2 separate regions of the Homo sapiens genome follow, and region 2 is linked to region 1. A link is an interaction called in ENCODE POLR2A ChIA-PET data of the cell type or tissue named here. Cell type or tissue: K562. All regions are shown on one strand.

The links. Peaks named below come from ENCODE experiments on the same cell type or tissue, not always from the same donor. Only the 100,000 strongest peaks of a DNase experiment are listed, where the experiment ranks them.
Region 2: POLR2A ChIA-PET joins it to region 1 with 7 read pairs; 1 of 35 experiments calls an interaction of 5 or more read pairs at or near these places.

The regions. Positions count from the first base shown.
Region 1 is chr11:74,054,168-74,062,167 of GRCh38, forward strand. It overlaps C2CD3 (C2 domain containing 3 centriole elongation regulator), which reads right to left. Exons shown (of 33, transcript NM_001286577.2): 25 at 3,239-3,377; 26 at 440-504. Among named protein-coding and RNA genes, the nearest start is that of UCP3, 49 kb to the left of the region's middle. In K562, no CTCF peak of the experiment used is centred here; a DNase peak (open chromatin) is centred at 3,294.
Region 2 is chr11:75,092,126-75,100,125 of GRCh38, forward strand. It overlaps OR2AT4 (olfactory receptor family 2 subfamily AT member 4), which reads right to left and starts at 4,751. Exons shown (of 2, transcript NM_001405852.1): 1 at 4,703-4,751. RefSeq lists a cis regulatory region at 4,610-5,125 and an enhancer at 7,735-8,000. In K562, a CTCF peak has its summit at 4,798; a DNase peak (open chromatin) is centred at 4,876; H3K4me3 peaks cover 2,477 bases.

The DNA.
Region 1 (8,000 bases):
GGGCTGAGGCAGGAGAATGGCGTGAACCTGGGAGGCGGAGCTTGCAGTGAGCCAAGATCGTGCCACTGCCCTCCAGCCTGGGCAACACAGCAAGATTCTGTCTCAAAAAAAAAAAAAAAAAAAAATTAGCTAGGCATAGTGGTATGTGCTTGCGGTCCCCGCTACTCAGGAGACTGAGATGATCATGCCACTGTACTCCAGCTTAGGTGACAGAGCAAGATCTTGTTCAAAAAAAAAAATTTTTTTTTTCTTACAGGAGAATAATGTGGCCTTCTGGGGGATTACCCTCTACCACATATCTGCATTCCCAGCACTGTCGGGAATGCTTCACTTGGTTTGGAAAAAAAAAAAAAAAAAAAAAAAAAGGAATGGTAGATTGTTAACAGGATGTGAGCTTATTTTTACAAGCAAGCAGATATTCTTTTAACAGAGTTCATACCTCCTTTATGCCAAACTTTGAAGACCAGGGTTTGTTGTGGGTCCAGAAGCAGCTCTTTTGATAGCCTATTAAGAAAAACAACCACTGTAAACTAAATGTATAGGAACTTTCTGTAGTATAAAACTTAGATTTGAAGAATATCTTGTAATTTGCAAAGCACTTTCCCAACACTATTTCATCTTCTTAGCCATCTTCTGGCATATATTTTTATCTTCACAGTTAAAATGAGGGGATGGAAGCTCAGAGAGGTGAAGTAACTTGCCAAGACTTGAAAACAGGCTCCCCTGACACAACATTTCCTCCCCACCACTCCCAAAGTTTCCCTAAGACAGAGGAGGAAGTATGGAAAAGAAGTTCCTCAACATGCATTTAAGAGTTTTACTGGAATGGGTAATGATTCCGCTTATGCCTTAGAATGAGAGAATGGAGAGAAGGGAAGAGGAAGAGAAAAAGAACATTTACTGAGTGCCTACCTTGGGCCAGGCATGGCACCACGTGTTTCATATACATTTCATCTGCACAAAAGCCTATAACATGGACATTATTATCCTTATTTTACAGATGATAAGGTTGGACTCAGAGAAGTAAAATGGTTTGCTTGAGGTCACTTAAGAGTCAGTAAGTAGTAGGGCTAGGATTTAAACCCTGGCTTGCCTGACCTCAATGCTACACCATGCAGAGGCAAGGCAACAAAATAAGAAAATGCCTAACTTTCACACCAGATAAAGAAGCTGAAGTGGAATCCACTGAACACCTCCAATACATTTATATATTACATAAATTACAGTTTTAAGTGACAAAGTGTTGGAAAGTTCCAAACCAGGTGCCAGTGCTCCAGGTAAGCAAGATGGAGATCTAGAGAAAACCAAGAGGCTTGATTTCATTCCCCAAACACCCCTGGGGAAGTGAATAGAGCCTACTTCCTGACCAATGAGCGGCACGGTGCTAAAGTGAAACAAATATTGGTCAGAGATTCTAATTCTAGCTGGGAATTAAAAGATTCACCTCTGAATGCTAGCTCTGCTATTATCACCTGAGTGACTCTGGCCATGCACTTAGCTTCTTCCAGGCCTGGTTCTCTTACCTGTTAAATGGGATAATACTATTGACCTGCAAGTTGCTATGAAGATCAAAAGAAACAATTTTGTGATAAAGGAATTATAAACAGTGCCATTATTCATTTTTCTTCCAATCCTGCCTCTGTTGCCAACAGACTATGTAGCCTCCCTGGGCCACAGTCTCCTCAAGTGTAAAGTGAAGAGATGAAATCAGGATATTGCTAATGTCCCTTCATCACGTTTGTGAAGTTTTGTAATTCTGTTAGGTTTTTAGGTTGTGAATGAACAAGTCACCTCCACTTAGAAGCTCAGTCCTCTGGTTTCCTGCCTTTTGGGGAGGATCTGATATTTTATATGAAGTACTCTGGCCACTATGGCCAGAATTTCTATAATTTCCAGTAGCTCACTATAGATAGCACTGAGTTTTCACTGCAGTTCTAGCTCCTGACTCATCCCAGCCTCTCAAATTACAAATCACTGAACCTGTGACCAACTGCTGAGACTCAATAAGTACACAAACACTGTGAGAAAACAGAAGACCAGACACCATGGGTATGGCTAGTGTTGGTGGACAAGAATTAAACTTTATAAAAGGTGATACAGTATAAATTCTAACAATGATTTTGTTACTATTATCATAACATTGCATCACATTTAATAAAGTTTAATTCATGGCTTCCTATGCCAGCCCCCTCACATTTAATTAGCCCTCTTTGTCCTAATAAAATCTGAGTGGCACCACACAGTGGCTGACAGAACTTTACCTCCTATTTTTTGAGCCTCCCAAGGGAGACCTAACATTTGTTGTATACCTGCTATATGTACCATGAGGCCCTAAATGTCATCTAATTTGGACCTAACAATGACCTTATAAAAATGATCCCCACTTTACAGATGAAGAATCTGTGGCTCAGAGATGTTATGTAACTTGATCACACAGTCAGTAAATTACAGAGATGGAGTTGGAGACCAAGTGTCTCTGGTTCAAATGCCCAGGGTCTTTCCACTACACCAGAAGTCTTTTCCAAGGATGAAAATCCACAGCCTTTTCTGATATTAGTTCTTTTTGTTTGGAATATCTTTCCGACTCTTATTCATCTGGATAACTTATATACATTCTTCAATATTTAGCTGAGGTGTCTTATTTATGAAGCCTTCCCTGAACTTCTAGGTTGTCCTAAATAATCTTTTTTTCTGAGCTCTACCAGCATCCCCTTCTTATTTCTCTTTATTGTAATTTTTTTTTTTTTTTTTGAGACATGGTCTTGCTATATTGCCCAGGCAAGTCTCGAACTCCTGGGCTCAAGTGATGCTCCCACCTGGGCTCCACCATCCTCCAATGCCACCCCTCCCCTCCCCCAGTAGCTGGGATTACAGGCATGTGTCACCAAACCCAGCTTGATGGTAATTTGTTATTGATATTTTTTCCCAGGTAAGACCATGAACTCCTCAATTGCATGGAGTATCTTAATAATCTTTAATTCCAAGTGCCTAAAACAGAGAGGTCCTCTCACTGAACAATTTTTGAGCATACTGAGAAGAGTTAAAAACACTAAAACAAAACCTTTAAACCACTGCTTCCTGTGAATTCATAAACACTAGGATTAAATAATTGCTTGGATAAGAAAAGCATTTTCCAGGTCTGCTCAAAAATTGTGTTGGTTATAGTCCTTGCTCTGACTTTGTGTCTTGGAACAAAAAGCAGATTCTGGAAGGCTGACGAATAACGGATAACACAAACCTTGACTGCTGTTGAAAATTCCAGATGGGGGAATCTGTGTTTTCAACCACTTGGGTGTATACAGGAGATGACTCATCGGCTGTTGCAAAGGATACACAACAACTGGGTATCGATACTTTCCGCTCTGTCAAGGGGCTCCCTGAAATAGAATAAAGTGCAGTGACTGTACTTTAGGGTACACAAGAAGCCTCAGATTATACAGGCACAAGCAGGACTATTCCTGGCCCTCTTCTTCCTATGGGGTCTTTGCTCAAGCTATCCCCCTGTGTCTGAAATGTTTTCAGGCTGGGTGTAGTGGCTCAAGCCTGTAATCCCAGCACGTTGGGAGACCAAGGTAGGAGGACAACTTGAGCGCAGAAATTCAAGACCAGCCTGGGCAATACAGTGAGATCCCATGTATAAAAAAAAAATTAGCCAAGCATGGTGGCACATGCCTGTAGTCCCAGCTACTCAGGAGGTGGGAGGATCTCTTGAGTCTGGGAGGCAGAGGCTGCAGTGAGCTGAGATTGCACCACTACACTCCAGACTGGGGTACAGAGTGAGACCGTGTCAATCAATCAATCAATCAATTGATGACATGTTTTCAGTGACCTTTCTGCTATTACCCTGTCTTTTTAAGGCTCAGTTCATAAATATTCTCCAAAAAGAAGTGACTTCTCTCATGTTCTGTACTTTGTGGGAAGATGGAAAATACTGTGTTGAGAGGCAAAAGACAGGACAGAACTACAAAGAGTCCTGAACCTAAGAGTCAGATGACCAAATATTGGCTCTGCCACATACATGCAATGTGATTTTGGGCAAGAAGTATCTAGGCCACAGCTTCTTCAACTGTAAAATTGGGCATATTATACTTACACTTCCAAAGATATTGTAAGGATTAAGATAAATACTAAGAGTAAGTAACACTTACATATCACTTACTGTGATATGTAAGGCACTGTTCTATGTACTTTATATATATTAACTCATTTAATCCTTACAACAACCCTATAAGATAGCTATTTCTATCCTATTGATTATTTCTATCATGTAGATTTCTATCATTATTTCTATCATTGTTATTTCTATCATTATTATTTCTATCATATAGATTTCTAAAAACTGGGTACTGAGAAATTAAATTAGTTGGTCACATATTTATTAAATGGTAGAACTGAGAGTCCAATTCAAGCATTCTGGCTCCAGAGTCCATGTTCTAAACTGTCTCCTATATTGCCTCTACTATGGGGTTAACAAATGTAAAATACTGGGTGCTGGTGAGAATACCTAATGTTAATTTTTACAAGATCAGGTTTCCAATGTGGGAGACTTGGTCAAGTTATTCTGTCTTAAGACAGTGTAAAATGAAGATGGCTGATGATACTAGATAGTCTAACTGAGCTGTCCAGGAAGATAACCCACTAGCCACATGTGGCCATTCACCTTTAAATTAATTAAAACTAAAGATAAAAAATTTACTTCCTTGGTTGCACTAGCCATATTTCAAGTGCTCGATAGCCACATGGGGCTAGTGGCTACCATACTGGACACTGAACCCACAGAACATTTCCATCATAACAGAAAGTTCTTTTGGATAGCACTGAATAATAGACACTTTACAAAATATAGACTATATATTTCACGAGATCACTTTCAGCTCTAAAATGCTATGAATGTCAGGATTACAGATGAAGGAAAAGAGATGAGCAGAGCAGAAAAGAATAGAAGAAGTATGTCCTAAACATAATCGACATGCTCCAGGGAACAGATTCTGTATGTGTATTCTAACTGGTTTGTATTCTTTATAACTGTCTAGCTCAAGAATTCTCTCCTGCCTAACATGGTGAAACCCCGTCTCTACTAAACAATACAAAAAATTAGCCAGGCGTGGTGGTGGCTGCCTGTAGTCCCAGCTACTTGGGAGGCTGAGGCAGGAGAATGGCGTGAACCTGGGAGGCGGAGCTTGCAGTGAGCCGAGATTGCACCACTGCACTCCAGCCTGGGTGACAGAGCGAGACTCTGTCTCAAAAAAAAAAAAAAAAAAAAAAAAAGAAAGATTTCTCCAAATCCATACTCCCACTTCTCCTGATAGGTGAAGTTCATCTTTGAGGCTCCACCCTTTTCTCTATCTCGCTGCTCCTTTCAGTAAGTACTCCTCCAGGGGCCTCAGTCTGTCCCTCTGGACAGAAAGCATTCTGATGAACAAATTCACACTCAGGAACCACAGATTTTATTCCTGTCCACATGCAGTTTAACATTTAACAAGTAGTCTTGAAAGAGGTTCCAAGATGGCCGAATAGGAACAGCTCCAGTCTGCAGCTCCCAGCGTGAGCAACGCAGAAGACGGTTGATTTCTGTATTTCCAACTGAGGTACCGGGTTCATCTCACCGGGGCTTATCAGACAGTGGGTGCAGCCCATGGAACAGGGCAGGGCATTGCCTCACCCAGGAAGCACAAGGGGTTGGGGAATTCCCTTTCCTGGCAAAGGGAAGCCATGATGGATGGTACCTGGAAAATCAGGATACTCCCACCCTAATACTGCACTTTTCCAACGGCCTTAGCAAACGGCACACCAGGAGACTGTATCCCGCGCCTGGCTTGGAGGGTCCCACGCCCATGTAGCCTCGCTCACTGCTAACACAGCAGTCTGAGATCGAACTGCAAGGTGGCAGTGAGGCTGGGGGAAGGATGTCCACCATTGCTGAGGCTTGAGTAGGTAAACAAAGCATCTGGGAAGCTCGAACTGGGTGGAGCCCATCGCAGCTCAAGGAGGCTTGCCTGCCTCTGTAGACTCCACCTCTGGGGGCAGGGCATAGCTGAATAAAAGGCAACAGAAACTTCTGCAGACTTAAACGTCCCTGTCTGACAGCTTTGAAGAGAGTAGTGGTTCTCCCAGCACGGAGTTTGAGATCTGAGAACGGACAGACTGCCTCCTCAAGTGGGTCCCTGACCCCTGAGTAGCCTAACTGGGAGACACCTCCCAGTAGGGGCTGACTGACACCCATACAGCTGGGTTCCCCTTTGAGACGAAGCTTCTGGAGGAAGGATCAGGCAGCAACATCTGCTGTTCTGCAATATTTGCTGTTCTGCAGCCTCCGCTGGTGATACCCAGGCAAACAGGGTCTGGAGTGGACCTCCAGCAAATTTCTAACAGACCTGCAGCTGAGGGTCCTGAAAGTTAGAAGGAAAACTAACAAACAGAAAGGACATCCACACCAAAACCCCATGTGGACGTCACCATCATCAAAGACCAAAGGTAGATAAAACCACAAAGATGGGGAGAAACCAGAGCAGAAAAGCTGAAAATTCTAAAAATCAGAGCGCCTCTCCTCCTCCAAAGGAACACAGCTCTTCGCCAGCAACGGAACAAAGTTGGACGGAGAATGACTTTGACGAGTTGAGAGAAGAAGGCTTCAGACCATCAGTAATAACAAACTTTTCCAAGCTAAAGGAGGATGTTCGAACCCATTGCAAAGAAGCTAAAAACCTTGAAAAAAGATTAGACGACTGACTAACTAGAATAAACAGTGTGGAGAAGTCCTTGAATGACCTGATGGAGCTGAAAACCATGGCACGAGAACTATGTGATGTGTGCACAACCTTCAGTAGCCCATTTGATCAAGTGGAAGAAAGGGTATCAGTGATTGAAGATCAAATGAATGAAATGAAGCGAGTAGAGAAGTTTAGAGAAAAAAGAGTAAAAAGAAATGAACAAAGCCTCCAAGAAATATGGGACTATGTGAAAAGACCAAGTCTACATCTGACTGCTGTACCTGAAAGTGACAGGGAGAATGGAACCAAGTTGGAAAACACTCTTCAGAATATTATCCAGGAGAACTTCCCCAACCTAGTGAGGCAGGCCAACATTCAAATTCAGGAAATACAGAGAATGCCACAAAGATACTCCTCGAGAAGAGCAACTCCAAGACACATAATTGTCAGATTCACCAAAGTTGAAATGAAGGAAAAAATGTTAAGGGCAGCCAGAGAGAAAGGTTGGGTTACCCACAAAGGGAAGCCCATCAGACTAACAGCAGATCTCTCAGCTGAAACTCTACAAGCCAGAAGAGAGTGGGGGCCAATATTCAACATTCTCAAAGAAAAGAATTTTCAACCCAGAATTTCATATCCAGTCAAACTGAGCTTCATAAGTGAAAGTGAAATGAAGTCCTGTAAAGACAAATGCTGAGAGATTTTTCTCACCACCAGGCCTGCCTTACAAGAGCTCCCAAAGGAAGTACTAAACATGGAAAGGAACAACCAGTACTGGCCGCTCCACAAACATGCCAAATTGTAAAGGCCATCAATGCTAGGAAGAAACTGCATCGACTAACGAGCAAAATAATCAGCTAACATCATAATGACAGGATCAAATTCACACATTAACAATATTAACTTTAAATGTAAATGGGCTAAATGCTCCAATTAAAAGACACAGACTGGCAAATTGGATAGAGTCAAGACCCTTCAGTGTGCTGTATTCAGGAGACCCATCTCACGTGCAGAGACACATACAGGCTCAAAATAAAGGGATGGAGGAAGATCTACCAAGCAAATGGAAAACAAAAAAAAAGCAGGGGTTGCAATCCTAGTCTCTGATAAAACAGACTTTAAACCAACAAAGATCAAAAGAGACAAAGAAGGCCATTACATAATGGTAAAGGGATCAATTCAACAAGAAGAGCTAACTATCCTAAATATATATGCACCCAATACAGGAGCACTCAGATTCATAAAGCAAGTCCTTAGAGATCTACAAAGAGACTTAGACTCCCACACAAT
Region 2 (8,000 bases), 1.0 Mb after region 1:
ATAAGCATATGAAAAAATTAGCCATCTAGAGATGTAAATTAAAATACAGGATGTTAATAATACATACTCACTAAAATGGCTAAACTTAAAAGGACCGCAAGTGTTGGTAAGATATGTAGTAACTGGTACCTTCATACATTGATGGTAACTAGTACAACCACTTCGGATAACAGTGTGGCAACATCTTCTTAAACTTATGACTTAGCAATTTCACATCAGGATATATAACCAAGAGGTAAGACAAGGTATTCAGCTATTTTTGTTTGTTCATTTGTTTAAGGTACTCACGTGCAATAAAGCCCAAAAATATTTGGGATAGATAATATATAGATATCTATAGATATAAATATAAATCTATGTAGAGATATAGATCAGCTAGTGATGCAGCTAAAGATATAGCACATTTCCAGCAACCCAGAAAGCTCCCTTGCACCTGATCCAATAAATTCTGCTACCCCCAATGTAGCTATTGTTGTGACTTCTGTCACCATGGATTAAATTTTTCTGTTTCTGATGTTCATCTAAATGGCTTTTGTTAGGCTGGGCATGGTGGCTCACACCTGTAATCCTAATACTTTGGGAGGCTGAGGCAGGCAGATCACAGGAGTTTGAGACCAGCCTGGGCAACATGGCAAAACCCTGTCTCTACAAAAAAATTTAAAAATGAAAAATAAGATTAAAAAAAAAAAGATAAGGTCAGGTGCAGTGGCTCATGCCTGCAATCCCAGCACTTTGGCAGGCTGAGGCGGGCGGATCATGAGGTCAGGAGTTTGAGACCAGCCTGACCAACATGGTGAAACCTCGTCCGTACTAAAAATAGAAAAATTAGCTGGGCATGGTAGCACACGCCTGTAATCCCAGCTACTCAGGAGGCTGAAGCAGGAGAATCGCTTGAACCTGGGAGGTGGAGGTTGCAGTGAGCCGAGATCACGTCATTGCACTCCAGCCTGGCAACAGAGCAAGACTCTGTCTCAAAAATAAATAAATAAATGTTTTTTGTCATATTACAATAAAAGGAATGGCAAAAGATGCCTTTTGTGAGAGGACTTGCTTCCAGGTTGGAATCTAAGTTAAAGGTGTATTCTACCCAATAGCAGAAACAGAGATTGGAGGATGTCCCTCTGTAAGAGCATGACTTTTCATCTCTCCTATCAGCTACGCTGTTCAGCAGGTGTTTCTGATTAACCATTTCATTATCACTATCCTGTAGTCTTCCCTAGCCCCAGATAAGACAGTACTACAGGAGTCTGAAAACTTGGGAGTCTTGGGAGCCATTGTTGCTAGAGAACAAGTCGTCTTGTGACAAGTGCCCAAAGGCAGAAGACCCCATTCTAGAGGTTGTTCTCCCCCTGTCAAGGAAGAAGAGATGTGTGCTTTTGTCCTCCCACAGAACCGGAGATCTTTAACTGAGGGAGAATATTGACTGCTCTACTCTGTTGGGGATGTCTCTCTGAATAAACAATCCAGGAGGAAGTTCACGTTTATGTTTACATCATTGTCTCTTGACCCTGATGATTCCAAGATGATTACCTGATGATCTGATGATTACCTTCTCTCTGATTTTCCCTATTTTTCTTACCTCTAATAAAATATCTCTCATGCCATTGAATCATAAAAAATTCCAAACCTGGAAATATCCAGGCGGCTTTTCCTTTTCTCTTTTCTTTTTTTTCTTTTTCTTTTTCTTTTTTTTTTTTTTTTTTTTTTTTTTTTTGAGACAGAGTCTTGCTCTGCCACCCAGGCTGGAGTGCAGTGGTACAAGCTCGGCTCACTGCAACCTCTGCCCTCCCGGGTTCAAGTGATTCGTGTGCCTCAGCCTCCTGAGTAGCTGGGATTACAGGCATGTGCCATCATGCCCAGCTAGTTTTTGTATTTTTAGCAGAGACGGGGTTTCACCATGTTGGCTGGGCTTGTCTCGAACTCCTGACCTCAAGTGATCCACCTGCCTCAGCCTCCCAAAGAGCTGGGATTACAGGCGTGAACCACCGCACCCAGCCAGCTTTTTCTTTTAATATAGAAAGGGCAAAAGACAAAAAGATCCAGGGCTTTCCCATACTGTCATGGCCGGCGAGCCACAGAGATAGGACTGGAGCCCAGGCTCTAACCCCCAGAGCAGCATTCTTCTATCGTCGGTTCCCTGGAGAATCTGGAAGCTCAAATTTTCATGAGGGGAGAGACTGGGGCAAAGGTTTTCTCTTTCCTTCTCCATATATTTGGCTGATATTGTCAGCAGCAAACTACAAATTTCAGAGTTTGTTCTTTAGTTTCCTAAGTGTGGGGTGGGCTGGTTTTCTGTCAGAGAGTGAAGGCAGGTATAATGTCTTTCTAAAAGACATATGAGGCAGGGCACAGGGGTTCACACCTGTAATCCCAGAACTTTGGGAGACCAAGGTGGGAGAATTGCTTGAGACCAGGAGTTTGAGGCCAGCCTGGGCAACATAGCAAGACCCTGTCTCTACAAAAAAATTTTAAAACTAGCCAAGTACAGTGGCTTGTGCCTGTGGTCTCACTACTCAGAAGGCTGAGGCAGGAGGATCACTTGAGCCCAGGAGTTCAAGACTGCAGTGAGCTATAATCATGCCACTGCACCCCAGCCTGGGCAACAGAGGGAGACCCTGTCTTTTAAACAAAACAAATAAACAAAAAGACACATGGGACAGACCACTCCATTGTGAATGCTCCCTTGAAAGAGTATTCTACAGTTCGGCCCCAATTACACAAGCAGGAAAGCAAAACTGCTGCACCTCCACTTAAGAGATAACCCTCAGTTAACAGACCCAACCTGCCTAAGCAAATCACCAGGTTTTTCTAATACCCAAAGAGATGCAAACTACCTTATTCTGAACGTTGTTACAGCTCAGAGAAGTCAATTATGGATTGAATGCCACCGAGTTAGGCTGAATTGGGGTTTGAGGGGAGAAATTCAGAGCCGTCAAGCCTGACTGAGCCTCTCTTCCCACCTCCTCCCTCACTTCTATTAAACAGCAGGGAGACAGATGCTGAGTCTGAAGTCCAGAAATAGTGTCTTTTCAAGGTCAACCAACAAATTCATAGCAGAAGTAGGTTTTAAAGCCGGTGTCCTGGCTCCCACCCAGTCTTTGTAGGATGTTTCATGAGAGAGGATGATTCCTTAGCCTGCTATTCAAAGCCTGTCTTCTTGCAGCCTTGTTTCTCCTTATTCTAGTCAAATGGCAACTCCTTGCTCTTGCCTTGTGCTTCTGCCAAATTCAGCTCAAATATTACTTCCTCCAAGAGATCTTCTATGGTCCTGGCTGGCTCAGGAGCCTCTTTCCTGGGCTCTTGAAGTTCCTGTGCTTCTGTTTGTCATTATTATGATTACACCAGGTTGTCTCTGTCTATTTATGTGTCCACCACACCAGGAGCACTTTCAGAGCAGTAATGGGGTCTGATCGTTTCTATTTGATACTGCACCATCCTTCCCAGGAGCTTAGTGCTCTGGAATGCAGCTTTCCAACTTGCCTTGTTTTGCTGATAAATCATCAAATAGGAATGAAGGGGCCATTAGTGATTAAATAGTTTTCACCTAACCTCTTTTTTTTTTTTTTTTTTGAGATTGAGTCTTGCTCTATCACCCAGGCTGGAGTGCAGTGGCACGATCTCGGCTCACTGCAACCTCTGCCTCCCGGGTTCAAGCGATTCTCATGCCTCAACCTCCCGAGTAGCTGGGATTACAGGCGCTTGCCACCATGTCCGGCTAATTTTTGTATTTTTAGTAGAGATGGTGTTTCACCATGTTGGCCAGGCTGGTCTTGAAGTCCTGATCTCAAGTGATCTGCCCGCCTCGGCCTCCCAAAGTGCTGGCATTTCACCTAACCTCTTTATTATATAGATGGGGACAGAAAAGGGAGTCCCAGAAATGGGCTGTGACTTTCCCAAGGTCACACAGTAAGTGGGTGATAGAACTAGAACTAGACTGTCAACAGAGCTAGATTATCAACTCACCTTGAGCTCTCCTGGACCAGCTCTGCCACTCTCTTGCTGTGATGCTGGGTCTCTGAGCCTCAGTTTTCCCATCTATAAAATGAGGACTTTGGAAGCAATGATCTCCAGCTTGATAAATATTTTGAGTATCTACTCTGTGTTTAGATAAATGAGAGATTCGAAGACAGATGTGTCATGGCCTCAGCCTCTTAGGAAGGAGAGCAAGGGCGCTCTCATTTGTTAAGCTTCTGTTGCCTGCTTGATTCTTTACAGTCATTACACATCATTACGACGCCCAAACTCATGCAGTTCTCTCATGATATTCTCACCATCCTGCACTGTTTCCATAGAAAAGGAGCAGGATATACGTGAAGCACAGAATCTAGGTCTATTAACTTTGCAGTTAGAAAGGCCTGAGTTTCCTTCCTGGCTCCACCACTTTGTGCTTTCCTCCAATGGACTGCAATTCCCTCACAAATTATTCCCATTTCTCTTATCGTCATCAGCTTTGCCTCCTTGTGAGGAATTCTCTTCCAAGATCATTAGCCTCTTGCTTGTGACTGCACAGCCCTGCCCCTGCCTGCGAGGGTGTCTGGTCTACACTCACCCAGGCTGACTGCGTGGTTGACTTGGATCCTGGGACCCTGACATTCCCAGGATCTTTACTGTGGTTGTACATGCCCCCAACCTCCCTGAGCCTATCTCCCCATCCCAGTCTCTGCCTGCTCTGCGCACTCCATCCCCAGCCCAGCTCACCTACCAATCCTGGTCCGCCTTGATGTCTTGTGTAGAGTCGTCACAGTTGGCCTTGGTTGGGAAGAGCCAGGTAGAAACTCAACCATGGCCCTTTAAACCCTCGGGCCCCTCTCTGCAACCAGGCCTGCTGGGGCTCTCTCCCCACAAGAAGGCTCACCCGTGGGACCAGATAACTGCCAGTCAGCTGAGAACAACTTCCGAGGGTGGAGTGGGGGACTTTGTTCTGGGCTTTGCTGATAATGAAAACAACATCATTAACAACCCTCATGGGTCCCAGAACTTTATCACCAGTATTATTCCTGTTTTCCCATCTGGTCCTCACAATAGCCAGGGAAGACAGGCAGAGTCAGGATTATTTCCACTATTTTACATTTGAGGAAACTGAGATCTAGAGAAGTGAGGTGACTTGCCCAAGGTCATATGAGTGGCTGGTGGCAGAGCTGGGATTTGTACCCAAGGCTCCAATTCTGGTTCAGTGGTTCAGCAACATGTTATCTAATGACTAAGACCCGAGTTATTCCCAGTAATATGACTTTGAACAAATCCCTTAACCTCACTGGGTCTTCATTTTGTCATCTGTGGAATGGGTATAACGACACTAACTCTCTCACAGGATAACTGGGCAGGTTGAGGTGCTTCACCCAGTTCCTGCCACTTATTAGGCATTCAATAAGTGGGAGCTATTATTTTAATGGACCAAAGCAGTAAAGCCTTGTTCAATGAGTATGTGATACTTCCGCTGCTGTGCAATGAGAACTTGCAAAGGTTTTGTGGAAAGAATGTGAGGGTGGAAGTCTCTGCCCCAACCCCATACAGGACAAAGTCAAGAGTCACAGACTCTTCCTGCCTCAATCTTTCTGATTCTCTCCTTTGGCTCCAGTGTTCTGTTTCTGACTTGACTGACTTGGTCACTCCTACTAATACTCATAAAATTTTAATTTTTTTTTAATTTCACAAGTAATAAACAGAACCTCATTGTAGAACATTTTAATCAATACAGAGCTTTACTGAGTCAAAAGTGAAAGTTCTAGGCCGGGTGTGGTGGCTCACGCCTGTAATCCCAGCACTTTGCCGGGCCGAAGGGGGAGGATCTCTTGAGTCCAGGAGTAAGAGAGCAGCTTGGACAACTGGCAAAACTCTATCTCTACTGAAAAATACAAAAAAATTAGCTGGGCATGGTGGCATGCACCTGTAGTCTCAGTGAGAGGTGACAGCGTGCTGGCAGTCCTCACAGCCCTCGCTCGCTCTCGGTGCCTCCTCTGCCTGGGCTCCCACTTTGGCGGCACTTGAGGAGCCCTTCAGCCCACCGCTGCACTGTGGGAGCCCCTTTCTGGGCTGGCCAAGGCCGGAGCCGGCTCCCTCAGCTTGCAGGGAGGTGTGGAGAGAGAGGCGCGAGTGGGAACCAGGGCTGCGCCTGCGCTTGCAGGCCAGCTGGAGTTCTGGGTGGGCGTGGGCTTGGCGGACCCCACACTCAGAGCAGCCGGCCGGCCCTGCTGTCCCCAGGCAATAAGAGGCTTAGCACCCGGGCCAGCGGCTGTGGAGGGTGTACTGGGTCCCCCAGCAGTGCCAGCCCACTGGCGCTGTGCTCGATTTCTCTCTGGGCCTTAGCTGCCTTCCCGCGGGGCAGGGCTCGGGACCTGCAGCCCGCCATGCCTGAGTCTCCCACCCCCTCCCTGGGCTCCTGTGCGGCCCCCGCCTCCCCGATGAGTGCTGCCCCGTGCTCCACAGCACCCAGTCCCATCGACCACCCAAGGGCCGAGGAGTGTGGGCGCATGGCTCCGGGACTGGCAGGCAGCTCCACCTGCAGCCCCGGTGCGGGACCCACTGGGTGAAGCCAGCTGGGCTCCTGAGTCTGGTGGGGACGTGGAGAACCTTTATGTCTAGCTCAGGGATTGTAAATACACCAATCGGCACTCTGTATCTAACTCAAGGTTTGTAAACACACCAATCAGCACCCTGTGTCTAGCTCAGGGTTTGCGAATGCACCAATGGACACTCTGTATCTAGCTGCTCTGGTGGGGCCTTGGAGAATCTTTGTGTCTAGCTCAGGGATTGTAAACGCACCAATCAGCGCCCTGTCAAAACAGACCACTGGGCTCTACCAATCAGCAGGATGTGGGTGGAGCCAGGTAAGAGAATAAAAGCAGGCTGCGCGAGCCAGCAGTGGCAACCCGCTCAGGTCCCCTTCCACACTATGGAAGCTTTGATCTTTCGCTCTTTGCAATAAACCTTGCTACTGCTCACTCTTTGGGTCCACACTGCTTTTATGAGCTGTAACACTCACCGCGAAGGTCTGCAGCTTCACTCCTGAAGCCAGCGAGACCACAAGCCCACCAGGAGGAACGAACAACTCCAGATGCGCTGCCTTAAGAGATGTAACACCACGAAGGTCTGCAGCTTCACTCCTGAAGCCAGTGAGACCACTAGCCCACCGGGAGAAACGAACAACTCCAGATGCGCCGCCTTAAGAACTGTAACACTCCCCGCGAAGGTCTGCAGCTTCACTCCTGAGCCAGTGAGACCACCAACCCACCAGAAGGAAGAAACTCCCAACACATCCGAACGTCAGAAGGAACAAACTCCAGACGCGCCACCTTAAGAGCTGTAACACTCACCGCGAGGGTCCGTGGCTTCATTCTTGAAGTCAGTGAGACCAAGAACCCACCAATTCCGGACCCATCAGCTACCAGGGAAGCTGAGGCAGGAGAAACACCTGAGCCTGGGAAGTTCAGGCTGCAGTGAGCCACAGCTGTGCCTCTGCACTCTAGCCTTAGCAATGGAGTGAGACCCAGGAAGGAAGGGAGTGGTGGAAGGGGGGAAGGGGGGAAGGGAGGGAAGGGAGTGGGGGAAGGGAGGGAGGGAGGGAAGGGAGTGGGGGAAGGGAGGGAGGGAAGGGAGGAAGGGAGGGAAGGGAGTGGGGGAAGGGAGGGAGGGAGGGAAGGGAGGAAGGGAGGGAAGGGAAGGGAGGGAGGGGAGGGAGAGAAAGAGAGAGAAAGTTTTTTTTCACACCAATTCTTACCCATATTTTTCCTCCAGTCTTAACAATGGAGTGAGATCCTGTCAGAAAGAAAGGAAGGAAGAAAGAAAAGAAAGAAGAGTTAGTTAGTCTTCTTCACACCAATTCTTACCCACATTTTTCCTCCATGCTCCAGAAGTAAACATTATTACTGATTTGGTGTGTTTCTTCCAGACTTTTCTAAGCGCATGTGTTTGTGTATGTGTGTATGGTTTTGCTTTTCTTTTAATGTAAATTGAATCATTCTGTATTTATTGTATAGCATATTTTAATTTAATAAGTCTAG